Linked DNA regions of Mus musculus: all the other regions are linked to region 1. The links are chromatin loops, found by intact Hi-C in ENCODE. Cell type or tissue: heart. All regions are shown on one strand.

Region 1 (4,000 bases):
GCAAACACTGATATACCTGGATGAGAGGCCAAAAGGGGTCCTGTGCTTGCCATACAAGATGCACTTCAGGCAAAACTCTGCTTTCAGCTCCCATGGGCAGCTGTGAGTCACTTTGTCTGGGGGACGCTGGTGGGGTAGCGGTGCCTTGTCTGGGTTACTAGAAAAAGAAATATTGGGAAGTTCAGCCTGGTGAGGGAAAAGGAAGTCCCCAAGGCCCTTGGGCATGACCTGAGCCTGGACTCTCAGAGCAGTGTGGTGTCCTTGCCCAGAACTCCACTGCCCCATTGTCATAAAGCCTCCCACCTGTGACCTGAACTCTGGGCGTTTCTTGCTGGGGAGGCAGTGGGCATGCCACTGGAAAAAAATAAAGGGCACTGCCAGAGTCTGCCACCCAACATGGCCCTGACAGGCAAGAGGCCAGGAAAGCTACTTAGACCAGCTCTGTTTCCCTCATCTCTGGAAGCCACCATCCTTCCACCTCAGGTCCCCCCACCCCCACCCATTCTCTGTCTGTCTGGCCAACTTGGCCATTTGACATCCACCAGACATCGTAGTCAAGGGCCTGGCCTCCCTCCCGAGACTCTGCTGGAAGGCTGAGGTAGCCATGGGGAGGGAAGAGAGACGTTGTAAGCTTTAGGGCACTGATTGGTTCAAATCCTGGCTCCGGCCGAACAGCTCTGTGACTCAGTTGTCTCATTCATGTTAATAGTCCCACCTCATTAAGCTGAGCAGGTGAAAGCACATGTATCCATGCTTCAGAAGTGCCTGGTCTATAACAAGTACTCAATAAATGTTAACTGTCGTGATCGCTGCTGGGCTAGCCGCGTGATGGGAAAACTGAACCTAAGACAAACGAAGGTGTTTCTACACTGCCTCCGAGTGATGCGTTGCTCTGTCTGGTCTTACTCTCCGCACGGTGCCCCTCCCAGCTCAGACCTGGCCTGCAGGGGCTGCTCTCCCTGTCTTTGCCCACCTCCCTGCGATCCACCTGCCCATCAGGCCCCACAGCCACTGAAGCGGGCTGAGAAGGGTTGTGATCATTCTGTATGGTGTGAAATATGTTGTCACTCTCTATCTCTTGGGTCAAAGGTGGCCTCCTCTATCGATGTCCATAAAGGCTCAGGCCAGGGGTGCTCCTTGGACCATCCCTGGAGAGAGATAGCCTTCTCTCCTCTACGGGCCTTCTTCTTTGACTGTGTTTAAGGGTCTGTCTCCCCATCTCTGTGTTCGTGTCTCCTCAGCATCTGGGACTGAGTGGATGTTCGATGAAAGAATGAATGGACAGATGGATGGGTTGTGCACATGACCACAAACCAGGGCTATGGTTATAGTGAGGCATGCAGATGGGCGAGCCAGGAAGTTCTGCTACCAGTCTGACTTCTAATCTGCTCTCTCCTGCCCTCCTCCATCTGCACATAGTCCCCAGTGCTGACTCCCTCTTAGCAGACTGAAATGTTTCCTCCCTTTAGCCCCTCAGAATCTCCCTAGTGCTGGGGGCAACAAGTTGGGTGCAGTGTTCATTCTCGGGACTCGCCTAAGCTCTCCTTGAGGCCACAGGGAGGGGCTAGAGTCACTTGTAAGACTTGCTGAGTGACAGCATCCATGATGTCCCATCCAAATAACCTTGCAACTCCCAGATAAGCAGCTGGTGCTGGCTGAAGCCCATAGAAATGGGGTTATGGTGCCACCTGCTGGCCACAGAGGAGACCTACAAGAGCCCAGAAAATCTGGGCTGTTGGTTCCGTAAGAGAGATCCCAAGCCTTAAAGTTTAGCTAGGGAGAGAGTAGAAAACTCCAATCCTGAAGAGATAGCCAGTCGCCTCACTACACAAGAACTGGAGAAAAATGTGCCCAGCGGAGCACATAATTTCCATATTTGAAAGTGGCAGCAGGGTCACTCTTAAGTGACATTCTCCATTAGGTCTAAGGTACCCTGGCAATCGCAGGGACCTCCTCAGCTTGGGTCCAGTTGCATGGAGACCCCTCTATCCTCTTTAGCCTTTGAGTCCACTGTGTGCCAAGCCAAGCAGTGACAGTGCAGCCTGGGGAGACACACATCCCACCACCCTGCCCCCAACTCATTATAGTGGTGTGACATTGGTGTGACATGCCCCAAGTATCAGGTCTGGGCTGCAGAGGGGAAAGGAGCCAAGCTGCTCTCTTCCTCTTGGGGACTGTCTGTTGATCTGAAAATGAACTGGTAAAACACTGGAAACGCATCCAGGCCGGACACCTGGGGACTGGCATCTCCAGCAGGTGTCCCTTCCTTACATAGGACCCACTCTGCCCCAACAGGTGTCCTCTTTCCAGTGTTGTCCTTCCTAACATCTTCCCCAGGGATCTGGCTGTCACTGCAGGGGAAGTATTGGTAATTTCCCACAGGTCTTAATGTCCCCAATCTTCCAAGGTGGCAATATCTTACAGCTTTGAGTTTTACTGATGACTGCAGGCAACTCTGAGAAAAGGGTGAATTCCGCACTTTAGCCACATCCCTAGACTGCTGCAGGTCTGAAGAGCCTGTCCTACTCCTGCTCCAAAGGAACTCAAGAGAGGAAGAACACGGAGATCAGAGTCAAAACTGTGACCAGGGGTGGAGGCTAGATTGACAGCCTCTCTACCAAGCCCACCTGCTTGGGGCATCCTATCCCCTCACAGGAAGGGAAATGGGTTTCCTTATACTCCCTCCTACTCCTGATATTGGCCGGCTCAGCACTCAAGTGCCTTGAGGACCAGGCTACCTTGGCAACCTGAGTCCAGAACGTGATGATCTCATCCCTCCCCCACCCTTGATTCTTCCTAAGTCCTGTAATAGACAGGATGTCAGATCCCAGGCCAGGCTCTGCCCATTTCAGCTCCCCCTCCCCACCGCCATAGCTTTGTCTGCGCCTCTACGCTCCCCCTGCTACAGCGATCGGCTGTGATGCCTTAGCTTCTATTCCCTTAAGGAAGTATCCAAGGCTTCCTCGGAGGCTAAGGTGACCATCCTACGTGAAGGACACTCATTAAACAAATCCATCCTTAGAAACCAGAGACAACCAACCCGCCACCACGTCCTGTGGGTTACTTGTGTGACATGGGACTTTGCTTCTCTCTCAGAAATCTGGAAGAGAAAGACGCCACTTTGTCTCTTCATAGACCCCACCAGGCAGTCCGTCCATGGCCTCAATAGCAAGTCCATTCCTTCACTGGCATAGAGGATTCCAGTGTATACTGAAGACCATCCGAGACATCCAGCTTCATGGACTGAACAACTTCTGGACTCTTGGACCTCCCATTCATAGGCAGCCATTTTTGGATTAGCTGGACCACAGCCTGTAAGGCATTCTCATAAATACCGCCCCCCCCCCCACCGTGTGTGTGTGTGTGTGTGTGTGTGTGTGTGTGTGTGTGTGTACTCTGCATTCACACTGTTAAGAGTCCCACAACAACACCAAGCTATACAACCATAGTGTCCTTGCTCAAACCCATACAGGGTCCATGATTGTCACCTCCGTCTCTGTGAGCCCCCATGAACCCTGCTTAGTTGATGCTGTGGCCCCTGTTCTCATGGTGTCCTCGACCCCTCTGGCTCCTAGAATCCTTCCTCCCCCTTTTCCACAGAGCTTCCCTGGCTTTGCCTGGTGTTCTGCTGTGGGTCCGGTGTCTGCGTCTGCTCACATCAGTTACTAAATGATGACTGTCTGATGATAACTGGGCTAAGCACCTGTCTGTACGTGTGACAGAATCATTTGACTCTTTTTTTCTCTTTTTCTTTTTCCCTTTTCCTTTTTTCTTTTTCCCTTTTCCTTTTTCCTTTTTTCCCCCGATCATATTTGGTTCTACCCTGGGCCTCTAGGCAGTCCAGGCTCTGGTCGCTGGCTTCCTCTCCTGACATGGGCCTCAAGGTAGATCAGTCATTGGTTGGCCACTCCCACAAGTTCTTCATCACCGCCACCCCAGCCCACCCTGCAGGCAGGACGTACTGGAAGTCGAAGGTGTTGTGGCTGGTTTGGTGTCTCAG
Region 2 (4,000 bases), 280 kb before region 1:
AGCTCAGCCAAGGCCCATGTGGTCCTGTCTCATCTCGGTGTTCCTAAGCTCCTTCTCATGAGGAGCTGTGGGTCTACAAGGTTGCCCCACTCTTTTTGTGCTTGCTGTGCCTCAGCTGTGAGCTCCCTCTGCTGTCCAGTCCCTTCAGGATTCTCCCTGGCAGCTCTCTGCTTGTGTTACTGCTCCTGTCCGTATGCACGGTCTGTGTTCTATGTGTCATCGATCATGATGCGACCAATTGTGAAGAGGCTCAACCCCCAAGTGTCTGGTTGCCTCCCAAAGGGAGGACGTGTGTTCAGTGGCCTCTTCCCCTTGAGGACAGGATTGGCATATGTCCAATGGACAAGTTATGACTGATCCCTGAGGGGCCTCGAGAGAGTGTGTAAGGAACCCTACAGAGCTCTGAGAGGCCAATGGAACATCAGAGTAACGGAAAAGCTCTGAGCATCTCCTCCAGGATGGTCTTGCAGGGTAGGCAGAGTCCACTCTCTGCATGCAGTGGTCCTTCCTGAAGGTGTCTTTTCTGTGTCTTGAACCTGGCCTATGGGAAGTTAAGGAGAGGATCTGTACAAAAGGAATGCAGGAGGTACTGAGGGCCTAGGGACAAGTGTTAAAGGGAGGGAGAATGTATGCCAGGCCACTCCAGGGAAGAATAGAGGTGTGTGTGTGTGTGTGTGTGTGTGTGTGTGTGTGTGTGGTCCCTCACGGCCATTGTGCATTGCCTACACTTGTCTCTCCTGACACATCTGAATAGCACTTTGTCCAGAAAGCTCACCTTGCACTCTGGCTGCACCAATGGCCTCCCCCTGCCCTCTACACAGTCTGATGGAAGCACCACAACTCTAGAGATATACTGGTCCCTTCTGCCCCTCCCTCCTCCCACAGGCTCTGAGCCTCTATCTTCGAATGAGATGAGACAGTGGAAGATGTTCTGAGGGTTGGCTCCTGACTGTGCTGTCCCTGTGCAGTCCCACTATCGTTAAGGGCTTGCATACACCACATGGCTCATAACCCATCCCCAGGGCCCTTTAGCTGTCTCTTCTTGCACTGTATCTTCCCACCCTCCTCCACACGTGTGAGGGTGTTGTGTGGATCCAGGGCCATACGCTCTCACAGAGCCTTCTGGACACACTGTGTGGATGGGAGCCATTCTCAGCTTAGCACACACTTGGGAGTCCCTAAAAGGAGACTTTGGAAAGTAACAATAACTGGTCCTAGACAGACTCATTCTGCCAGAATCTTAAATGGGTAGAACTAGTTTTTTGGTTGTTTTTTTTTTTTTTTAATTAATCCATTATTCTACGGGCAGGGTTTCATGTATCCCAGACTGGCCTGGAACTTGCTGTGTAGCTAAGGATGGCCACACACTTCTGATTTTCCTGTGTTACCTTCCGGGCCTTGAAACTACAGCTGTGTCCCCCATGACAGGTTGATATGGTGCTGGGGACTGAGCCTGGGATTTTGTGCATGCTAGGCAAGTGCTCTATCACCTGAGCACCTCCTTAACACCAACTTTTAATTTTGTATTTTAAAGAGGTTATGTCTTTATCGCCAGGGTGGCCTCCAGCTTGCCTCCATCCTCCTGCCTCGGCTTCTCAAATATGTTGAGATTACAGGGATGAGCCGCCACATCTGGCTTTTTGTATTTTTAAACGAACATCAACCTACGTGCATCTTTCCACCGGAGCCACTGGTTTTCTTGGGTGCGGCAGGCAAGGCCTGGGGAATTCCCTACAGCTGGAGGTCTGCCAGCCCTTCTTCATTACCCAGCACTACCCAGCCTCCGTGCTACCCTTCTGCCACCTACAGGGGTCGCTGCGAGACAGCCCGCCCAGTTCGTAGAGTTTCTTTCTGATCCCCTTAGGAAAAGCCAGAGCCACTTTGTATAAATTAGCGTCTTTATTTCCAACACCTGAGCGAGCGAGCCTCGAGGCTCGCCCGCTTGAGGAATAAACATACAAAGTTTTTGTTGCACTACACAGCATGCCTGGGAGATAAATATAGCCCAAGGGGCTCCCGCTCTGGCCAAGCAACTCTTATTTACACGAATAGATTACAAAAGTCTTATATAAAAAAATAAGTGGTCCTGAACCGCGGGAAGGGGGAGAGTGGGGTATGGTTACACCTGTTACACCTGAGACCTGAGTGGCCTCCGCAAGCTGTGGGGAAAAGTGGGTGCCAGGAGGGCTCCAGAAAGTGACAAACAAAAGGATGTGGAGGGCAGGGCTTAGGTGTGCAAGGCTCACCCCTGTGCTATGAGGAAAGGAAGAGCGCCTGGCCACTCAAGGATCAGCTCTGGCCCAGTGAGGTGCAGCCAGAGTGCAAGTGGCCTTCGCTGTGAGCCGCATGAAAAAACAAACAAACAACTGAAGGACTACAACAACAACAACAAAAAGGACTATGTCCTTTCTTTGGGGCTGGATCTAGGACAGACTTCTGCTCTTCCCTTCCCTCTGGAAGAACGGCTTCGAAAGGACAGTTGGGAAGAGTGTCATTTAAGCTTCATCTTTTGGGCGTGAAGAACCAGGGACACCATCCCCAGGAGTGCCTACGGTGGTGCGCCCTCTGCTGCTGCAGTCGATCTCTCAAAGCACCTGATAAATCGCATTGGGGTTTGAGCCTGCAGGACACTGAGGGGCGGCGTCGGGAGACGGGGTCTGGGTTCCCTGTTCTGTGTCGCTTAGGGATGCCCCCTCTGGCGGACCCGGAGGCGACTCTGGTGGTGCATCTGCCAAAAGCAGCGCAGGCGCAGCGGGGCTGTCTGTGGAGATGCGCTCCACTATGCTGGACAGGCAGTCGAGGCTCGACACAGCCGCACTCTTCCCTGGCCTGGACTCTGTGAGGGGAGTGGAAGGTTAGTAATCCAAACTTGCGGCCCTTCTCAAGTCTCCTGCCCATAGGCACGGAGCTTTGTAGCAAAAGGGAAACTGAGGACTTGCTAGACTGGAAGGAGAAAGGAGAGGAAGGTGTGCATCATAGTTCTTTGTCCCCTCCCCCAATGCTCCCCCCCCAGCCTCCCCCCCCCCCGCCATCCCAAGGTACGGGTATGTATGTGGTGGAGGCAGGAAGAGGATACTAAGCCTAGGGAGCGAGGAAAGTTTCAAGGGGGATACAGAAGGCCGATAAAGGCCTGCTAGCTGGGAACAGCTGAGAATACGCACCGCGCGCCGCCTCACTGTAGTAGGCGGTGTCGTAGCCATTCTGCCGCCGGGGGCCGCTTGGGGGGCCGCTGTAATCCATCTGCGAATAGCAAGGATAACAGAGTTAGGTCTACAGGGCCCGAGTGGGTCTCAAGCAACACTCCTTGTCATCACCCCTCCCTCACTCCCTTAGTCTCAGCTGCTGGTTCCAGGACTGGGTCAGCCCCAGGTGGTAGGAGCCAGCCACACACTGGAAGCTGTCGCATGCGGGGCCAAACTGAGAGTGGACAGTCACTCAGGAACAATAATCTGCATTAGGGTAATAATGAGAAGGAAAAGCATATCCCGGGGTCTGCGCAGCAGTGTTCCACCCCCAATCGGCAGAATCATAGATGCCCTGGGTCTCCAAAGCGACTCCAGTGTCAGATGCCAGGAGCATCTAGGTATAAGGGACACCCCCACCCCAAGGGCCTCGGAAACCTGTTGCAGATACCCCAGGCGCCGCCTCCATTGCTCATCCTCCTGAGCCCCCCGCCTTACCATGCCATCAGAGCAGTTGGAGCGCGGGCTGGATGCATCTGAGTCGCCACTGTAGTGCTCGCTGCCACGGCCTGGGGGCAGCGGTCCAGGTGCGTAGAAGGCAGCGGCGCCAGGGGGCGCGGCGTCCTGGTCGCGCAGCAGAGCCTGCAGACCTTCGATGTAGCGGATGGCGTTGCGCAGGATCTCCACCTTGGGTAGCCGCTGGTTCGGGTTGCTGGACGTGCAGCGCTTGAGCGTCTCGAAGGCCTCATTCACTTTGCTCAGGCGGCGGCGCTCGCGCATGGTGGCGGCCTTGCGGCGATCAGCGTTGGTGGTCTTGC
Region 3 (4,000 bases), 130 kb before region 1:
CAGTGAGCAGCAGAGCCAGGCTTTGAACCTGGGTCTTCTGGATCCAGGCCAGCACCCCAGGCTTCTCCCATACAGTCCCCACACTTTCGTGTCTGAGCAGGGACAAGCAGGCCTCCAGGTCTGAGGGCTGCTTATGTCTCTCCAGGTAAAGAGACTTCCAGGGATTTTGTTATCAACATCCCCATCGGGGAATAAGCCAGGGGCTTCAGGGGGCTCTAGGACTGATGGTGCGAGACCAGGGAGGAGGGGGTGGGGACAGCAAGATGACAGTCAGGGCTTTGTTCACAATCCCTGTCTCAGGGCTCCCGGTAGCATCTGAAATTTCAGCCCCCTCATTGTTCCTTCCCTCGGTGGCACATTTTCCAGCCCAGAAACACGGCCAGAGGAGAGAGCATAATGAGCTCCCCTCTTGGGGACAGCTGGGCCCCCCTTTTTTTCCAGCACAAGCTCTCCTCTGAGGACAAGCGCTTTCCTGCAGAGACCCATGAAGGAGGGCATCAGGGCGCACTCAGGAAACCCAGACATCCAACTTCCCACCTGCTTCTCAGGCTTATGAAATAGCACTCCCCCTTTCCGGGGCCCTGGGGCCCATCTCCTCTTTGTCCTACAATCCCTCAGATTGTCATGTTACTATGAGCTCCGTACAAAGGCTCTTTTGCAGGGTTCTGTGTAGAGCAAGGAGGGAGAGGGAAGTTGATCCTGCAACCCTCTCCAGGGGCTGTGGGGGAATCACTCCGACTAGGGTCCTGTAGTAACAATACAGGGAACTCCACTCAGGAGGAGCTAGGAGAAAATCGCCTTCATCCATTGATCAAACCAGGGTTCACGTTTCTTGTGCTGGAGGACAGCACAGAGAAGATTCTAGAAGTCAAGAGGGATTTGCCCTGGGATGCTGCAGGCCCTGCAGGGGCTTGAACCCTCCAGCAGGTCCTGGTCCTGGGACTTTAGTCACATTGCTTCTGTCCCCTCCAGGATACTTAGGTTTTTAACAATACCTTCTTTATGTTTAACTGTGTCCTTTATTCATGCACGTATGCAACTAGCTGTTTACTTGTGTAGAAAATGATTCTGCCCCCCTTCCCTGGCTCTGCTATAAGATGCACAAAGTAATCCCTGCCTTCTTATGGAACTCCGGGACTCTGAACAAGTGGCAGGACTCCATAGCAGGCAATGTGCAAGGAACTGCAGCCAGGCTTGGCCACATGCCCTCCTTTTCCAGACACCCAAGAGCCAGCATGTGTTGTCTGTCACGGAGACCTGACGACACATCCCAGCAGCCTCTTGGCTCACTGGGTGACTTTGAACAAATCAGTTCCTCCTGATGCCCCATCTCTTCACAGTGCCACAGTGGTCCCTACATAAAGGCCTTTTGGCAAGTTCTATGCAGAGCAGAAACACAAGTTCTTACCCTTTGGATTGAAAAACATAGGTTCAGGAAGCTATCTGGATGTTCTCTTTGAAGTCACTGTCCCCAGAAACGCAGCAAGTTCTTTGGAGAGCCCTCCTATCAGGACACTGAGATGGGTGTTTGAGTCCCAGAGAGATGGGCACACCCTTTCCTAGTGGTAATGAGAGGTAACTGTAGATTGTAGGCTGGGAACTGACCTAGAGACCATGTGCCCTCAGAGTCTAACCTGAGACCCCACATGTGCCAACCCTTCTCCAAGAGACCAACAGTAATGCGTGGGGTTTCAGGCAAAGCCACAGCCTTCATCTGCACGACGCCTGAGCTCTGTCCCCGTGTGTCTTCGTGTCCTTGGACAATACACCATTGTCTTGCACCCCTACCTGTCTCTTGCCCATTACCAATACACCTCTGCCTCAGCTTCCCTATCTTCTCTCAGGAGATGTTGATGTTCGAGGATCCTTCGGCTTTCTGGTAGAGGCAGCAGCGATGGCCAGCAGGGGGCAGTCTCATCATGCTCTGCCTCTTTGAACTGGCTCAGTAGGCCTCCTTAATAGCAACCATTTCTTAAGAACTTGCTGTGGGCCCCATACTGGCTGACCTTACACACTTGCACATATGTTTGCTTAATCCTCACTCAACAACTCCATGGTATTCTCTGCTTCATATATGAAAGAAACCATGGTTTAGAGAATCCAAAAGACTTGAATTTAAAAAAAAAGATTTCAACTCAGAGCACAGAGCCGTGGGTTCATTCTCTGCTCTTTGCCTGCTTCCAGAATCAAAACTCAGAAGTCAGTTTAACTTCATTGCATTTCCATGGAATGGAACAAAAGAGATTATATGTTTGTGTTAGTGATATGAGTTTGGGTCAAGTGTCATGCGTCCCCATTTCAGATCTCAGTAATTGGTAATTGATAGAGACAAAAGCCTGCTTCTAGGACAGGGAGGGACAAAGGCCAGACAGGGATGTTGGATTCCAGAACCTGATTGCACCTCAGTGGGGTGACAGAGGAACCAAGAGACGGTAACAGAGTTCCAAACCCTGCCTCAGCTCCATTACCCACCAACTGCATGCCTCTCCCCAGCTCAGATCTTGCTTTCTCCATCCTGGAGCTGAAAAGTGTTGCCTGCCGCTGTCGGAGGGTAGTTAGGCTGCGACACAGTACTAAAGCACAGATGAAAGCTTTTGCTTGATGACAGCCCCTCTGGGGCGGGGAGCACCTGGGAATGGGCCTGCTCCCCTGCTTGGCACTCTCCCCTGTGCCTGTTGCATCTCTCTCTCTGCCCAGGTAGGGGATGAAATTGTCCGGATCAACGGCTATTCCATCTCTTCCTGTACCCATGAGGAAGTCATCAACCTGATCCGCACCAAGAAGACCGTGTCCATCAAAGTGAGACGTGAGTGAGGCCGGACAGGAATGGCGCTTTGGGATGGGGGTTGGGTGGGAGGTGGCCCCAACCCCAAGGGCATAGGAGCTTCCCTAACCTGCTGTTTCCTCCCCACAGACATCGGACTGATCCCTGTGAAGAGGTAAGCAGGCTTATCTGTGAGTCTCCTCTAGGCCAAGAGTCCTGGGATCTACTCCACCCCCAGGCCCTGAACTTGCACTGCTCCTGGGCTGCGGGGGTGAAGTGACACAGAACCCAGCTCCCTCGAGTGTGCTTACCGGCTCCATCTTCTCTCTTGCCTTCGCCTCAGCTCTCCTGAGGAGTCCCTCAAATGGCAGTATGTGGATCAGTTCGTGTCGGAATCTGGGGTAAGAGACTACCTGCCATGGGGGTTCGGTAGCTGGCCTTGAAGAAGGAATGGCTCTGGGGAATGTAACCCCGGGGTCCCCCATAGGTCACTAGGGTACCTGGTATAGCATGGTAGGCCTTCAGACTCATACCGCAAGGATATGATGTCTCCAGTCTCCATGAATATTGGCTACTTAATCTGTATGTCTCAAGCTAAAAGGGCCACTTGAAGGCATGTAGACCCAGTAACCTGATTCTGTCTCTCCTTCAGGGTGTGCGAGGTGGCTTGGGCTCACCTGGCAATCGGACAACCAAGGAGAAGAAGGTGTTTATCAGTCTAGTGGGCTCTCGGGGCCTGGGCTGCAGGTAGGTAGCAGGCAAGTCTGGGCTCGGTCACCAGTCTCTAGGTGGGTGACATGCCCAGGGCTCAGTGACAGCTGGTCAATCCCAGGCTCCCCAGAACTTCCTCTCCCTTTCCTCGATACTGCTCCTGAAGACTCTGGTCCACTGGCTGTGGGGCTCATGCACTGGTGATGATGCAGAAGACAGAGCCAGAGATAGAACTCCATTCTATAGGAGCCCTTCCCTCACTGCGAAAGTACATTCTCCAGCTAGGCATCTGCCACAGTTCTCTTGTCACTGATGCTTCTGGGAACCGTCCCATAAGAGGGGCCAGTGAAGCCTACAACTCCAGCACCATCAGAAAGAGCTCTGAGGCTAGCTTAGGGTTGCTAGACCCTGTCTCATAAAATAAAACAATAAGCCGCCACATGCAGGAGCTTTGGGCTCTGTGTAGTGGTCTTGTTGAGATGCGGGTGCTACAGTTGCTGGGAGATATGTTCCAACCCTGCCAGT
Region 4 (4,000 bases), 110 kb before region 1:
CTGGGACAGAGACAGTGGGAAGATAGAGAATCTCATGAAGGGTGTTGGGAGGCAGGACGGTAGTGTTGACAGTCTCTAGGGACCAGTCAAAGGGTTTGGGGACAGGGCTGTGCCCTGATGAGAGATGTTTTGGCAGGTAATCAAGCGTTAGAGTGAAGAAGACAAGTGCTCTCAGTCCCTGAATAGTCTGGTCTCTGATGTGTCCTCACCCCAGGGATTCTGGATACTGTGCCCAGACACTGGGAACCAGAGTTGCCTTGTGTCACACTACAGGGCCTTGAATATATCCAGGGGAAATGGCCCTTTAAGGAAGGGGATATTGGGTGGTCAATGTGGGGGAGCCTTGAAAGTGTGTCCTCTGACTCAACTGGTTGATTCCCTAGAGCCACTCAGCCACACTGAGGCTGTAGAGTTCTCTTTAGGTGATGCACCTACCCCAGGCCTCCTCTGTCTGGGCAGATGTATCAGGCTGGCTCATGTGCATGGGAGTGACTTGCATGTTTGTAAACATACAATGGCTATCCCTGGCCACATCCCCTATGACGCCACATGGGTATCTCCTAAACTAACCCCCGTAGACATTCTGCCCAAGCCCACAGCCTCCACGAGGCCCTGGCGTGTCCACCATCTCCAAACCCGTCATGGTCCACCAGGAACACAACTTCGTCTACAGGCCTGCTGTGAAGTCCGAGGTTCTGGTAAGCCCCTTGGGTCCCTCCGGGGTGCTTCTAGAGTAGCAGTCCAAGATCATGTCACCTGGTTTCTGACACCTCTGGAAGGGAAGTGAGATGTGACACAGTCAAATCCTGAGTCATCTTGTCACCTTCTTATTGGTCAAGGGATGAATCCACATGATTTGCAGTGGGTATGGACCCGTACAATTCTAGTTCTTTCGTTGACCACACACAGCCTGAAGCTCCGTCTAAAGATGGCAGTGTTGAGCCTGGGGAGGTGGCTGAGCTGGTGCAGTGGTCACTGTGTGAGCATGGGCACTTGAGTTCAGTCCCGGGATTCACATTTTAAAAAAAAGAAAAAAGAAAGTTGGGCTTGATGATGTAATCCTTGTTCAGAGGAAACAGGCAGGTCCTTGGGGCTCACTCGCTGGCCAGCCTAGCCTACTCTGTGAGTTCCAGGTCACTGAGAGAGCCGGTGGCACCTGAAGGATGATGCCTGTGGTTGCCTTTAGGCTTTATGTCCATGCACACACCCCATTTCACTTCTCAGCTATCACTAGAACCAGCTGCTGGGGAATGGAAAGTTCTGCTCACTCCAGTCCCCACAGTGAAGGAAGCTGGGGCTCACAGGCACCCCACAGGGTTCCGATCTCTGACTGGCCTCACACCGTGGAAGCACAGTCATGGCAGAACTTATATTCCCTTCCAGGAAACCCTACCCAAATGTCAGGGCAGGGCACTCCGGTACTTATTTTGAGCGTTAGCTGCTGTCCCGTCGGCTCCCCCAAAGGGCAAAGGTCATGCCCTGGGCCAGCCTGCTGAGTTCATGGTGCTTGTGCTCTCTGGTTCATGGTACATGGTGTCAGTGCAGCTTCATAGCAACTGCAAGGTGGGAGGCCTGGAGTGGTCCCCGAACATCAGCCTATCTGGGGAGGGACACAGTAGTCTCAGGCTGGCAGCCCCAGAACCTGGCGCCAGGGGGCAGACGATACCTATTTTTAACATCCGGTGGGGAACTGTCTTTTTATTTCTGGCAGCCGCAGGAGATGCTGAAGAGGATGGTGGTATATCAGACAGCATTCAGACAAGTAAAATGAGACCCGTGTGTCTGGTAGTCGTGTATAGCTGATTCTGCCCCACCCGTCTCACTCTGTGTCTGACTCCTCCTCCTCCACTCTAGGTCTTGGCAGTTTCAAGGTAGCCCAAGTACCATCTTCAGGGAAGCCTCAGGCCAGCTCTGTGTCCCCCTCACCCCCAGCAAAAGGAGACCCAGGGATTTTCAGAGCTTAAACACGGATGGAGAAAGCATCAGTAGGATTCCCCACCCCTACCCTCTGGTGGTCCAAGGAGGAAGAAGATCAGAGGGCTAAGATTATTAGCTAGGCTAAGATTATTAGCCCTAACTCCATCCTTGGAGAGAAGGGGGAGAGGGGCTGGATACTGCCTTGCTTCTTAGGCTGTACTTGCTCCAAGCAGACCACAGCCTTTCTTAGCCTCAGGAGGGTGGCAGCTTAGCTTCTCCACCTTTCTGGGCTTCACTGGGATCTGGGAGTCCCTGCTGGCATCTGAATTAGGTTAGGCAGGGTAGAGTTAGCTTCCATCCAGAGCTAACTATTGGACTGACAGCTTCATCCCCATTGAAAGAGGCCCCCCGAATCAAAGGCAACCTGGACAGCAGGCTCTCCAATGCCCCCACTCACAAGCCTGGGTAGGCAGGAAATAGTGTGGGTAGGAGGCATAGGTGGAGTGTCTGTAAAAGAGGCCGCTGACAGCCCAGGACCCGAGATGGACAGAAGACCTTAGAAGGTGTGCCGGGCAAGCCCCATTTCTAAATTCATCAAGGGTCTTAAGTTCACCGCAACACGGTGGGGAGCTCTATCGTCTTCCCCGTGCCACAGAAGTGAGGCAGTCACAGGAGCCATGGAGCACCTCTGCTGTGTGTCAGACCCTGGATTTAGATCCAGGACACTGGTTCTGCTATCTGCTCGAGAGCATTACATCACCTGCCTCTCAAAGCACAGGCCTTGCCCAATAGACCCTGAAGGACCAAAGCTGAAGACACCAACACCTCTCAAAAGCAAAAGGACAAGAGCTCCGGGATTATAAGGCTTCAAGGATCCAGTTAAACCCTTGGCTCCTCCTCTGACTCATGACCTTAGGCATCAATGTCACCTCTCTGGCTTTAGTTTCCCCATTTGCGGAACAGAGGGTGTGGCTCTCCTAAGGCAAACCAGCCGTAATGTTTCAGACGTCTCAGATTTCTCACAAGTCTCAGACTTTGCCACCCAGCCATCCCTGAGAATAGTATTCAGGGCCTGACAAAGGGGAGTGTGGCCAGCAGGACCCAGTATTCCAAAAAGAACACCAGGGATAGATAGGCCTCTCTTAGTGACAAGGACATAGGTCCCAGATTCTGCCTAGTAACCTCTCTGGTGCTTAGATGTGCTGTGCCCCTCGTTCTGTGTGCTGATTGACAAGCACAGTATGGCCGCCAGACAGATCCAAAGCCTCATGGGGGTTCAGCCTGGAAGATAAAAGCCTAGGGAGAAAGGGTGCAAGCAGAAATTCAGGGGCCCAACTGCTGCCCTCATTCTTGCGCCCAGTGTCTCATAGCTGCAGTCTGGGCAGGGGCAGGATCTCTGGCCCACTCACAATGCTGCCTGCAGACCTCAGAGGAGACTTGGTGCAGCCTAGGAAACTGTGTGGCCATTTTTCCAGTGGGGACTGACTGTGGTTTAATTCAGGATTAGCACCCTGGCTTCTGAGGCCTGTGGGTGCCCTAGTTTGGCTCACTGTGTATGTGACCCCTGGACCAATTGCCCTGGATTTGCCCCGCTTCTTCTTACCATGATGTTTCCAAGTCCTGGCCCACTTCACCCCAGCAACCCCCCCCCCTCCGAGCATGGGCCCCAGAGCTGTATGTCCTTTCCATCTCCCTTGGAGAGGGAGGCTTTGTAACTCCTAGGTCAGTCAGACTCCTACTCCTAATCTTACCCCCCACCCACTTCTTCCCTTGGTACAGACTGACACGTGCCTTCCTCAGTCACTTTGTGGCTGTGTTCTCCAGGCCAAGAAACCCCTTAGACAGGCCTGCTCCCCTCCATGAGGTCAGAGTACTAAGTGGAGAGCCATGGATTCACTCTTTTGGCCTGGTCACAGCCTCCAATGGCGATGTAGAAGGCCAGCTTGGGCCAGCAGAACGAGACTTCTTGTGAGACATGGGCCAGCCACCTAGGCATCCAGACCCCAGTGGTATCCCTGGAGCCACAGTGGCCACCACCGGCTGAACAAAGCAGGGACAGGGACAGGCTCCTCTAAGTACTTCC
Region 5 (4,000 bases), 66 kb before region 1:
ATTAGATAACTTTACCAAGGCCTCTCAGCCAGCTTCTAACAGAATTTGAGCCCAGCTCTCTTGCTCTATAGTCTGGGCCCTCAAGCCACGACACTAAAATGATGACTACTACCAAATCATCACTCTGGCTCCATGGACCATGAAATCCAACGATGGAGAAATCTAAATAAAATATCTGTAGCTCCATATGACTGTGAGGAGGACCACAAGAGACTGTAAAAGCCAGGTGGGGTGGTGCATGCCCGGAAGCCCAGCATTTCAGAAGCTGAGGCAGGACAGTGTCAGCAAGTGTATAGCCAGCCTGGGCTACCTAGCAACCTCATCCCCTAAGAGAAGAGCTTTGGGATAGGACCTGGATGGATGCACTGGCTTAGCCAGGTGGAGACATCCCACAGTGGGAGGAGACTGGTTTGTTTGTTCACTTGCTTGGTTAGTTGTTGGTTTGCTCCTTTAGTCTCTGAATCCTTTGAGGGCCATTTCTGGATATAAATATTTTCCTGTGTGTGTGTGTGTATGTGATGCATGTGTATGTATGTGTGTATATGTGGTGTGTGTGTGTGTGTGTGTATGTGATGCATGTGTGTGTATGTGTGTATATGTGGTGTGTGTGTGTGTGTGCGCGCACATGCGCACGTGTGCATGCGTGTGTACCACACCATGCATCTTGGGGTCAGAGGACAACTTGTGGCAATCAGTTCTCTTCTACCATGTATGTTCTCTGAGCCATCTCATTGGCCTCCTCTGGCCTTTGCCAGGTCCTCGAAGGAGAGAGAGAGATTATTTATTTGCCTCCAGCAATAGCATCTCCAGTTTTAGTCTGACTCTAGACTGAGTCCAAATTCCCCACCTTCTCCATTCTGCACATTAGGGGAAAATAGCACAGGCCAGAGCTCCCATCAGCTTGGATAGCCATCTTCTTCCTCTATTTCTCCAAACCCTTGTGAAAGTCTCCTAGGGAGAGAACACCCCCAGAGATGGTGAGGGCAGCCCCAGGAAGGTTCCTTCGCCTGAGCCTCACCTCCCTGACTCAACCCTTGGTGCCTACCCGGCGCTAGCTATGGTTTATCACCTTCTTGTTGAAATGCTCTCATCAGCACACAGATCTGTGGGACAGATGGCTCTGCCTCAGTGGCAGCAGGCATTATCAGATTTAATAGTTGTTCCCTGCAGCCCAAATACAATCAGCAAATTTCCGACATAGAGACGAGAGTTGAGAGTAAACACAGTCCCTTGGACTCTCTCTGACTTTCCAGCCCAAGGCCCCCTCCTGCAGTTTAATTCTCTTGGGCATCAGAGCCCATAACTGTGGGGAGAGGTTGCTCAGTGCAGTCACGTTGCCTTCCAGTTCTAGCCAAGAGCCAGTGTTATCAGGGTGGGTCACCGGGGATAGGGCAAGGAGGACACTGGCCAGCCCCAGGCTGCAGGTTTTAGAGCCTGGCATGAGGAAGCCCAGCCCATGTCCAGCCTGCTTCACCCGATGTTGATGCCACCAGCAGCTGTCCTGTCCTCTCTTCCCTTCTAGGACACACAATTGGCAAGGAACAGAGACAGCGCCTTTGGCACCCTAAAGGATGGGCGGTCTTGATTTGCCATGCTCTGAAGCTCCTGTCCCCACTATCTCTCTTCCCTGTGAAATCTGGGCTCTATTCCAGGATCTAATTCTTTCCAGCCCCACTCTCTCGCCCAACCCCCTCTCCAATCTGTCACCTGCCAGGGATGCCACTGATCTGGCTGGAGGGCAACTGAATTGGATTCATAAGGAATGGCTGGTATCCGAAACCTGCCGGTGCCACTCTGGGCTATCAGCTGAGCCAAAAAAAGACAAGCCCAGGTCGGCTCCAAGGCCAAAGCTTCAAAGCTTCTGGGTGACAGTGGGAAGAGCATGCAGGCTTGTGTGTGCGTTTCCGAACAAATTGTACAAAATGAGTGATGGTTCTGTGTATGATCCCTCTCTCTCTCCCTCTCTCTCCCTCTCTCTCCCTCTCTCTCTCTCCATCTCTCTCCCTCCCTCTCTCTCTCTCCCTCTCTCTCTCTCTCTCCCCCTTTCTCCCTCTCCCTCTCTCTCCCTCTCTCTCTCCCTCTCTCTCTCCCTCTCTCCCTCCCTCCCTCTCTCTCTCTCCCCCACTGTCCTCCCCACCCCAGCTCCTATTCTTATTGCTATTCTTCCTCTCTCCCCCTCCCTCCTCACTGGGTTATTTGTGGCTCTCACTCCGGGTGGCTTGGTGATCATTAATGTCTCGCTGTTTCTGTGGTGTTGGAATGTCAGTATGTCAGTGGCCTCTTTGTGACAGTGTTCACAAAGTGCCTGAAGTGACTGCTGCTTCCATGCTTCAGCTTTGTGTCTCCTCCTTCAGGAAGCCCTCCCTGGTTGTGTTAGACGCCCCCTTGTCTCTGTTGCTACCATGAGAGACTACCAGGTGGAGTGGGCTGTAGCCCAGTGGCAGAGTATATACTTAGCATACATGAAACTCAGAATTCAAGCCACAGCACTATACACACGTGCACATACACTACATACAACCACTGCGCGCGCGCACACACACACACACACTACACATACATACCACTCTAGACATATACACCACACACATCACACACACCACACACACTACAGACACACTATACACCACACACATTCCACACATACTACACACTACACACCACACACACACACACACACACACACACCACTATGGGAAATGATACTTCTATGAAGAATGAAATGTTCCCACATGCACTCAGGAATCAGAAGCAGGGGGATCACCACAAGTTCCAGGCCAGTCGGGGCAGAGTATTTGGCTGGCGTGCACAGGCCTTTCGATCAGTCGCCAGCACTGAGTGCAGCAGTTATCACACACGGACTTCTAATGCTCTGGGAAGCCATTGGCGCATGGTTCCACAAGATTCTGCAGTAGAATCCCTTAACCAGTGTTTTACAGGGGAGGAAAGTGAGACTCAAAGAGGGCGAGGGGCTCCTTTAGAGACATCATGGCTGGTAGGTGATGAGTCTGGTGTTAAACTCAGGTACAGCTCATCTCTAACATGTCTGAACCTCCATGTCAGGTGGAGAATGGCAGAGGTGCGCATGTGACAGGTGGGGACAGGTTGCTACCTGTGGTGACCTGAGATCGCTTCTAGCTTTTACTCAGGCCCTCCAGGGCAGATGGTCCACCTTTTAACCTCACTCAAACAGAGAGAGCCCAGGGACCCTCTTTATTCTCCAGAGGACCAGGAGGGACCTTTTAAGTCATGCCTCAGTCGGGAAGCATCAGAACTGTCCCATCAAAGTCCTGCTGCCTCAGCCACCTCTGTAATCAGTCCACTGCTTTCAGTGGCCACTGCAGGCCTCCACTGCCGGATGACAGCCTGGGGCACAGAGAGCCTATGCACTGATTCGTTTAAAGGAATAGCTAGGGCCAGAGAGATGGCTAATGAATAAAGCTGACTGCTGCCAAGTCAGGTGACATAAATTTAATCCCTGGGACACACATGGTTGCAGGAGAGAACTAACTCCCCCAGGTTGCTTTCTGACCTCGCATGTATACTGTGGCACCTGTGCATACACAAAATAAGTTAAAATGTATCTACGTTTTTAAAGGAATATTTATTTAAGCATCAACTTGCAAATAGCTTCCCCAAGAGCTTGTGAAAACAGAAGTCTAGGGCATGAGATCTTCCAAAGCTTTCAGCTTCCATCAGATGTTGAGCTGTGGTCCTGGTCTCTTCTCTCCTGCCACAGGCCTTTCACTCCTTCTAGGATGCACGGTGTCCTCTTTTTGGCTAGGCATCACCAGGGCCTGCCTTCTTAGGCCTCTTGCCTGGCCTGGTACCCATTATTTCTTTTCTTCACTTTTTTGAGATAGGGATTTGTGTTGCACAGGGTGGACTCCTACTTATTATGTAGCAAAGGATGATCCTCTTGTCTCCACCTGGATGTCACACTTCCATACCACAGAGGTGCCACACAGGCCTTGTGTACCCACATCTTCACAAAAACCTA
Region 6 (4,000 bases), 510 kb before region 1:
CTGGTCCATGGAAGTGGACAAAGCTTAGCTTGGACTCACTCCTTTTGTCCACATGTGTCACAGAATGCCCTGACTTCATTACTGAGCTACATTTATTCTTCAGAGAAGCACCTTTCTCTAGCTTTGGACAATGGGTACTTTATTGTCCCAAGTGTCTGGGAAGGACATGTAGTTATCTTGGTCCCCTTAGCATTTGTCTATGGGATGCGGAGCGTGTGGACCCTGCACTGTGCTGTGGAATGCAGGGGACTCTGAAGTCCAGAGCTACCTTCAGAAAGCTTGTGGTTGGATGAACAAATTAAATATTTAGGAGATGAATAAAGAGTGTGGTGGGAGGCCAGAGGAGTGGCCAGGACACCAGGGGCTTTGGGGTTTCTGAGAGGCGCTGTGGCGTGAGTCGAGAGGGAAGGGCAAGCGCTTGTGGTTGGGCTTTGGGAAGGTCACACTTCAATAGGTGGAGTGTGTGCAAGTTGGTTCTCTTGTCTTCTCCTTTCCTCTGGTAAGACTCCCAGGCCCCCGGCTCCTCTTTTTACCTTGTGCTGAGTAGGAGGTCTCAGACATCATGGTCTTTTGGAAACAAAATGACTATGCTTTATTGCCCGTTGAGGGAGTCAGCATGTCACAGCACTAGGAAAGGCCCAGGTTTCTCCTGTTACCACGTGGGACCTGGGAATTGACCTCAGGTGTCAGACTTGGTTGGAGGCCGGTGCCCCTTACGTCGAGCTATCTCGCTGGCCCTGTGGTTATTCTTATGGCCACCCCAGTTTCATTCTGTGACAATAAAACTGGCTTAAGAAGTAATCAGGATCGATATATGTGTTCAGACAGTGATTGTCATGCCATGCACAGCTGCCTGATTTCTAATGACAGAAACCAATGAAACAAAGGGGGGTGGGTTGAAAGAACTCAGGCACAGTCACATGCTGGAGCGTCACACTGCCATTCAGAGGCGCGCTCAGGAGACTTAATGCTACAGGGATAGCCTCGCACGGTACTTTCTAATTCTCAGCTAATGTTATAAAAAGATTAGGAAGAAATATACCAGAATATTACCTCTGATAGGTCTGATTAAAGTGCATTTTATTTTCTATGCTAGCAAGGCAAGACTCTTAAAAACTCTCTGGCTCCCCCTTCATTCGTGTGGCCAGTCAGAGGTTGTAGATATTATTCTTTTTAAATTTTACTTTATTTATTATGTGTGCTGAGGGGCAGGGGGAATGCACACGTGGATGGACAGATCTTCCGGTCTGATGGTAGCCTTCGTAAGGCTATTTCAAAAGGAAAGTGAAAATGGCTTACTCTTTCAGGCCAGGACATGATCCCCTTTTAGTGAGTGAGCGCAGCGTGGATGCCCTTGACGAGTCTCCTCCCTGGACCTCAGTTGAGAGGTCACATGGAGAAGAGGCAAGAGGCTGTAGCAGGAGGCGGGAAAAGTGGGCTCTATTTTTGGCTCAGTCATGAGTCAGCTTGATCAGCTTGGGCTCCTTTGGGCATCCGTGAGCCTTTGTTTCCTCATCTGCAGAGGGGACTTGAAAGTCATGAAAGGTCTTGATGCTCCAGAGTGCATCTGTTCCCAAGGACAGAGGGTTCCTTCACTCTTGTGGGGACAGCTGAGGGGCTGAGCCGGTCGACTCTGTCTTCCTTGGAGTTAGGTACTTTTGGCTAAAGGCCAGTGCAGGGTGGGATTGAGTGGGAGCATGGCTAGCTAGCCAAGCTGGGAGGGGGAAATTGACTTCATCTGGCCACTAGAGGGCAGCATTGTTTGATTACATTCCCTTGAGGAGCCTTGGCTTGCGTGCAGGATTCAGAGTCTAGCATTTTAAAGGAAAAAGGACTTTGGAACACACCCTACAAAACATCAATAAATACATAGCAGATGTGAGATGACAGAGGGAAGGATGGCAGAGTGGTCTGCGTAAAGCCACACGTTGCTTTTTTTTTTTTTTGGCCCTGCATTACGTAGCACAGAAGATGGCTGCAGACAGAGCCAAGGGTATGATATGTGGGCCCTATAAAGAGCAGGCATGTGGTTGAGCGCAGGAAGTCAGGCTCCTGCCTGTAGTGTGTGGTGGAGCGCAGGAAGTACGCATGCATGCATGGCTGCCCCTGTCTTCACCCATCTGATGACTGCGTAGATTAAAACCTAGCTTGTGCTGGCTCCTGGGGCTGTCTCCTGCAGATGTTCTTGCTACCTGCCCTCCAAGGTCCGAGGATGGCAAAGCTTTCCAGCAAGCCTTCCAGCTGGTGCCCAAGCTGTTTGAGTTCGTAACTATTTTCCTGGCTTTGCAAGAAGTGTTTGCAACATTGTGTTCCCACCTTCTGGAGGCTTCCTTTCCTCAGCCCTGGGCTAACTTTAGTTTTGATCTGCAAGTGCCCACTTACCTTAAACATTGTGGTAAAGTAAAATTGTGTACTGTCCTGGGAGCCTGGCAGCTAGGCAACCTTGGGCAGGCCACTTCCTCCCAGTGAGCTCAGTCTCCTACTGCAGCTGCGTCATCTTCGCTAGAGGCGAAAACCTGGCATTGTTTTCTTTTTGTTGTTGTTGTGTTTGGCAATGGATACCCATTGATCTGTGGCCTGGAACAGTGCAGGGTGTGTCCGGCGGTGAAGGAAGAGCCACCTTTAGAGTAGGTACATTCACCCATGGGGCATGCCCAGTGCTTGCCTAAAGCCAAGGGCAGCAGGGTCTGCCCACCACCAGATGGCAGCAATGGGCAGGCAGACAGCCTTGGGGACAAGGTGTGTGTGTGTGTGTGTGTGTGTGTGTGTGTACAGCATTTAGAGTAAGAATTAGCAAGGTCAGAGCTGAAGGGATCTCAAATCCTCGCTGGGCTTTGCTCATGAGATGAGCTGAGGTTGGCTCTTTAGCTGGCTGTCCTATGGGAGAGCCGGAGATTGGGGTCTGAGCTAGAAACAGTGGGGAACAGCAGAGATGCACATTTCTTTGGCTGTCTTGATTCCCACCCACCTACACACAGCATGGGCAAAGGGCTCTGTTTTGACCAGGACCTCCCCTCATTAGTTCTCCTTGAGGTCAAGGCTTCCAAAGCCTTGCTGGAGACAGGCTGAAGAGAGTAACATCCAAGGTTGGAGTAGGGGACCGGTGTTTGCCAGGCACCCGTCATATATCAGCACTCTGCCCAGTTCTGGTTTGTCACATACAGATTCCTCGTAGTGTCCTGAGCTAGGATCCCTTGCCCCTGCACTCCACATGCAGTCCAGGGCTTAGCAGGGTTGAGCGGCCTTTTCAAAATAGCATAGATACTTAAGAAACAACGTGGACCTGTGAGCCCCCCCCCCACCCCGGTCTGGTCTCACCTCTCACCACATTATTTCCCCTCCCTGTGACCTCACTGGGTGTGTAGCAAGTGGCTGTCTTACTTTAGATGGACCGGGTAGCTTAGAAATAACAGAACCTTATTTCCCACAGTCCAGAGTCTAGGAAGTGTTACCAAAGTGCTGGCAGTTCCTCTCTGAGTCTACTCTCCTGGCTCATAGGCAGCCATGGCCTCTGACGTGGCAGAGGGGCGAGCACACCGCTAGTGTTCATGAAGACCCCCACCCTCTGACCTTGTCACCTCCACAGGCCCCTCTTCCTCGCACCATCACGTCAGGCCAGGGTTCCAGCCTATTTTAGGAGGATGCTGACGCTCAACCTCTCACGGTTTCCTAGATCTTAGTGCTGGGAGGAACGGAGCCGAAGATAGTGGAAAGAGGATTGTTGTGGCAAGGCCGTCGGCCCCGCTCAGACTCCTCGATGGCCTGGGAAGGGCTCAGAGGTCACTGGCAGAGGCTGGGGAGCCATTCGAGGAAGTCTCCTCTTTCCTGGGGAGGATTGATTTGTTCCAGAAGTGCTCTCAAAGCGGTCAGGCTGTAATTTTGTCGTCATTTTTAGGTTCTTGACACATGACACCATGCTTTGCCCTTTCTCAGAGACCTTGCAGTGTCTCTCTGGAGCTCTCTGATCAGTGACAGCCAGTTCCCTGAAGTGATCTCAGTG
Region 7 (4,000 bases), 86 kb before region 1:
CCCAGAGTCTCTCTCTTCTTGCTGCCTGCAGACTCAGATATAGAACTTTCAGCTACTTCTTCAGCCTGCATGTCACCATACTTCCTGCCTTGATGATAATAGACTGAACCTCTGAACTGTTAAGCCAGCCCCAATTAAATGTTTTTCTTTATAAGAGTTGCCAAGGTCATGGTGTCTCTTCACAGCAATAAACCACTGACTAAGACAGCAAGTTTGAGGCTATCCTGGACTACACAAGACCCTGTCTCAAACAAGCAACCAAACACCCTTAACTGGCAAGAGCAATATTTAATTTGTATATATAAGAAGCTCTTATCGAAAAAAGCCAACAGAAAAAAATGTTAGCCTTGGTTGTTGTCAGGAGTTCCCTCCCCACTTCTCCCATTACATGGTGTCAAGACACTAAGGCAGGCTGACTCACCAACCGTCCATTCATGTACAATTGAGGATCTCGTGCGTCCATCAGTCTGTGGCTCTTCCCTGAGGTGAAGGAATCTGGCATGATCTATATGGGTTATCTAGTATAATCTACCTACACCATCATTGGCAGCTAGGTCCCCAGCCACTTCTCCATTAAGCAGATAGCTAGGCATCAACTGTAGAACTTTCTCTTCTCTCCTGACATAGGGAGAGTGGGGCTGAGAGGGGAGATGCTGTTGCTCCCAGAGTCGCAGACAGAATGTCTCTACCCAGTCCTCTCATCTATTCCCAGTTCCCCTGAGGAACCACAGAAGCACTGTCTGTCTGTCTGCTTCCCACCTAGACCCAGCTTCACAGTCATGGGGGTAAAAGGAGCAGGAGGAAACGTCTTTCTCCACTGGTACCGATAGCCCCACGTTGTTCTCCATCCTTCTGCCGCGATGTTCTACAGCATAAGAGTGACCATTCAACACCATCTGCTTGCCAGGATTTAGAATCCCCTGGGCACACTTATGAAGGAGGTTTGAGAATCGGCTGACATGAAATGTGAAGACGCCTCTTGAGCGTGGGTGGCACCATCTCATGGGCTAGGAGTCTGGACCAAATGAGTGATAAAGAGAACGATGAGCACCAGCATCCTTCTCCCTCTGCTTCCTGACTGCAGAAGCAACTGGACAGCCACCTTGTGTTCCTACTGCCACACTCCCCTGCCATGAGCCACCGTGCCCTCAAGCCACAAGTAACTGTAACACGATGGCTACACACTGAATTTTGCTTTTGATTTCAACCAGCTCATTGGTTGGGATTGTTGGAAAGGTTCAATTCCTGAATTGCCACCTATTCCCTTGCTGGCATTACACAAGTTACCCAGTTAGCCACACAAAGGCCTGAGCAACATCGACCCCAGGAGAGCCACTCCCACCGTGCCTGCCAGCGAGTGAGAATCCAGACTCTTAAATCCAGGTCTGTTCTTGTTCTGCCACTAGATGGTTGAGAATTCTTCAAGTGGGGTACCTTTGCTTAAAGCACTCTCCCAGTGCTTACAGACGTGGCAGGGTCTCCGGGGCTAGCAAACCCAGAGGCCCGCCCCTCACTGTATGGAGACACACGCAAGTCCATTTCATCCATAAAGGATGCCATGAAGCATGCGCTCCTCCAGGCCTGTGTCCGTGTTCTCTGCACCCACCCCACTGAAGCCCAGGAAGGACTACACCATGCAGGTTGCTTGTTTTCAGTGACCCTGCACTGATGGGCATTTGAGGTGCTTCTAGGGCCCAGCTACAAAGCAGTTCTATCACACATCCTTGGCAGCTACAGAGAGCCTTCTTGGGCAGCTGGCACCATGCGTTCCAAGAGAACTCTCAAATCCTTGTGTCAGGCAGTGGGCTGTGTGGTCTGTGTAGACTGCTGGCAGCCACAGTGTCCCTGAGGTAAACGGGTCCTCAAGACTGCAGGCTAAACATGCTCCCGCCACTTGCAGCTCTCCTCACTAGAATGTTACAATGGACCACACCTTTTGTTTGCTGTAAGGACCCAGGAGAGGCAAGTGTAGGGTAGTTGTAGACACTGAATGGGCATAGAGAACCTGCCTCACCTGCACGCTAAGCCCCTTTGATCCTGTGATCTCATCCCAGCTCATATGACTTCCTCTCCCCACCCATTTAGAAATGAGAAAAATGAAGCTCAGAAAGGTGACTGGCCACATAAGAAGTTATGTAGGAATCTGGCCATATGCTATCTCACGATGGGGATGTGCTCTGAGAACTATCACTAGGTGGCACCACTGAGCACACAGCAGCAGAGCCTCTGGTCACTGTACTGAGATACCTATGACAGCAGAAGGCAGTCTAGTCTAGTATGTCCCCTCCCCACAAAGCCCTCGGTATGAATGCAGTCCTCAGTTGCCTGAAAGGTTGTGCATCCATGACAACGTGGCTGAGCATGTAACTGCACAAAGAATAATGCAGAAATGTAGAGAAAAACCTAAAATAAAAGAAAACTCCAGCCTAGGGCAGGAAGGTTGAATTTGAGGCTAATGTGGGCCACACAGTGAATTCAGGGCTACATAGCAAGATTCCATCAATGAGGAGCAGGAGAAAAAGGAGGGAGAGGAGGAGGAGGAGGAGGAGGAGGAGGAGGAGGAGGAGGAGGAAGATGATAATTATGATGATATAAGAAAAAAGGAATGCTAGAGTCCACAGCAGTGGGAGTGGATACATGCATGTGCTTATAGTATCACATCCACAGGCAAAACCAGAAAGGATAAGCTTGGTCTCTGATCCTCCCTTGCTTGCTCTCTGGTCCTCCCTTGCTTGCTCTCTGGTCCTCCCTTGCTTGCTCTCTGACCCTCCCTTGCTTGCTCTCTGATCCTCCCTTGCTTGCTCTCTGATCCTCCCTTGCTTGCTCTCTGATCCTCCCTTGCTTGCTCTCTGGTCCTCCCTTGCTTGCTCTCTGGTCCTCCCTTGCTTGCTCTGTAGTCCTCCCTTGCTTGCTCCCTGGTCCTCCCTTGCTTGCTTCCTGGTCCTCCCTTGCTTGCTCCCTGGTCCTCCCTTGCTTGCTCTCTGGTTCTCCCTTACTTGCTCTCTGGTCCTTGCTTGCTCTCCTACTGCTCACCTAGCTCTCTCCACTCTTACACAGTCCAGGGCCCTGTTCATGAAATAGTGTTGCCCACAGTGGGCTGGGTCCTCCCACAGTAATTAATAATCAAGACAGTTAGCCACAGACATACCCACGGGCCAGCCTGATTTAGGCAATTCCTCAACTGAGGCTCTTAATTGATTCTAGGTTGTGGCAAGTGGACAATTAAAAACTATCAGGCACTGGGGAGAAGTCCCCGTGGTTAAGAGTATTCCCATGGGCTCTCTTGAGGAGACCAAGTTCTGTTCCCAGTAACGCCCATGCCAGGCAGCTCTCAACCAATAATTCCAGCTCCAGGGGATCCAAGTTCCTCTTCTGGCCTCTATTGGTACCTACACACACACACACACACACACACACACACACACAGAGAGAGAGAGAGAGAGAGAGAGAGAGAGAGAGAGAGAGAGAGAGAAAACCAATCTTTAAACAAACAAACAAAAACAAAACAAAAACCCTAATCACCACAAGGGAAGAGAGCTAGATTCAGGCCAGGTTCCCACTGGCTAGCAAGGACACCTTGAATCTTTTAGGGGAAAGATCGGGACAGGCTGTGAGGTCACTCTGCGACCCCGCGCCAGAGACACTTGAAAATTCCCACGCACCCTCCTAAGTTCAAGTTCTTTAGTTTCTTTGGACCGAATCGGGTACGGGCTTGTGCCACTCTGTTCCTATGGGGACCCCTCTGATCTACATCCAGCTGAGCCTAGTTCCAGAGAATCAACATTCGGGAATCCCAAATCCACGCACTCCGGGCTCACCCGGATCATCTTGGTTACTACTCCCACTCAGACACCGCCTCGCCTGCGCACCCAGCGCACGTGCGCATTGGGTGAGACCCCACCCTCGCCCCACAAGAGCAGCTGGAAGGGCGGGGCCCAGCGGCAGGTGGGGGCGGGGCGGGCCGGGGCGGGGCGGGGCGGGCCGTGCGGGAGCCCAGGGT

Evidence for each region. A loop is a pair of places that touch in the nucleus more often than their neighbours do. Peaks named below come from ENCODE experiments on the same cell type or tissue, not always from the same donor. Only the 100,000 strongest peaks of a DNase experiment are listed, where the experiment ranks them.
Region 2: a loop joins it to region 1, with 2.6 times the contacts of the local background. A loop is called at or near these places in 11 of 42 quality-filtered maps.
Region 3: it touches region 1 in a loop (12-fold over the local background); 22 of 42 quality-filtered maps call a loop at or near these places.
Region 4: it touches region 1 in a loop (8-fold over the local background); 29 of 42 quality-filtered maps call a loop at or near these places.
Region 5: it touches region 1 in a loop (13-fold over the local background); 9 of 42 quality-filtered maps call a loop at or near these places.
Region 6: a loop joins it to region 1, with 9 times the contacts of the local background. A loop is called at or near these places in 12 of 42 quality-filtered maps.
Region 7: it touches region 1 in a loop (6-fold over the local background); 28 of 42 quality-filtered maps call a loop at or near these places.

What each region holds. Positions count from the first base shown.
Region 1 is chr7:46,093,968-46,097,967 of GRCm38, reverse strand. Kcnj11 (potassium inwardly rectifying channel, subfamily J, member 11) reads left to right here. Exons shown (of 1, transcript NM_010602.3): 1 at 1-845. Among named protein-coding and RNA genes, the nearest start is that of Kcnj11, 4.3 kb to the left of the region's middle. In heart, a CTCF peak has its summit at 1,691 (motif pointing left); DNase peaks (open chromatin) are centred at 447 and 1,477; H3K4me3 peaks cover 1,556 bases; H3K27ac peaks cover 1,501 bases; H3K27me3 peaks cover 1,091 bases.
Region 2 is chr7:46,376,980-46,380,979 of GRCm38, reverse strand. Myod1 (myogenic differentiation 1) reads right to left here. Exons shown (of 3, transcript NM_010866.2): 1 at 3,681-4,000; 2 at 3,162-3,240; 3 at 1,888-2,836. The coding sequence ends at 2,586. Among named protein-coding and RNA genes, the nearest start is that of Myod1, 2.5 kb to the right of the region's middle. In heart, CTCF peaks have their summits at 139 (motif pointing left), 1,809 (motif pointing left), 2,576 (motif pointing left) and 3,776; a DNase peak (open chromatin) is centred at 1,769; H3K4me3 peaks cover 1,301 bases; H3K27me3 peaks cover 4,000 bases.
Region 3 is chr7:46,224,349-46,228,348 of GRCm38, reverse strand. Ush1c (USH1 protein network component harmonin) reads left to right here. Exons shown (of 27, transcript NM_001163733.1): 5 at 2,698-2,806; 6 at 2,915-2,939; 7 at 3,108-3,165; 8 at 3,417-3,511. Among named protein-coding and RNA genes, the nearest start is that of Ush1c, 12 kb to the left of the region's middle. In heart, a CTCF peak has its summit at 1,900 (motif pointing right); a DNase peak (open chromatin) is centred at 1,168.
Region 4 is chr7:46,201,892-46,205,891 of GRCm38, reverse strand. It overlaps Ush1c (USH1 protein network component harmonin), which reads left to right. Exons shown (of 27, transcript NM_001163733.1): 19 at 579-698; 20 at 1,712-1,762. Among named protein-coding and RNA genes, the nearest start is that of Abcc8, 24 kb to the right of the region's middle. In heart, CTCF peaks have their summits at 915 and 1,642; no DNase peak of the experiment used is centred here; H3K27ac peaks cover 614 bases.
Region 5 is chr7:46,160,040-46,164,039 of GRCm38, reverse strand. The region is part of intron 6 of Abcc8 (ATP-binding cassette, sub-family C (CFTR/MRP), member 8); the gene reads left to right. Among named protein-coding and RNA genes, the nearest start is that of Abcc8, 18 kb to the left of the region's middle. In heart, no CTCF peak of the experiment used is centred here; DNase peaks (open chromatin) are centred at 1,399, 1,579 and 2,229; H3K4me3 peaks cover 491 bases; H3K27ac peaks cover 926 bases.
Region 6 is chr7:46,605,267-46,609,266 of GRCm38, reverse strand. The region is part of intron 8 of Sergef (secretion regulating guanine nucleotide exchange factor); the gene reads left to right. Among named protein-coding and RNA genes, the nearest start is that of Sergef, 33 kb to the left of the region's middle. In heart, CTCF peaks have their summits at 1,520, 1,739 (motif pointing right) and 2,692 (motif pointing right); DNase peaks (open chromatin) are centred at 1,456, 1,576 and 2,706; H3K27ac peaks cover 1,597 bases.
Region 7 is chr7:46,180,013-46,184,012 of GRCm38, reverse strand. It overlaps Abcc8 (ATP-binding cassette, sub-family C (CFTR/MRP), member 8), which reads left to right and starts at 3,980. Exons shown (of 39, transcript NM_011510.3): 1 at 3,980-4,000. In heart, a CTCF peak has its summit at 2,184 (motif pointing right); no DNase peak of the experiment used is centred here; H3K4me3 peaks cover 373 bases; H3K27ac peaks cover 211 bases; H3K27me3 peaks cover 3,171 bases.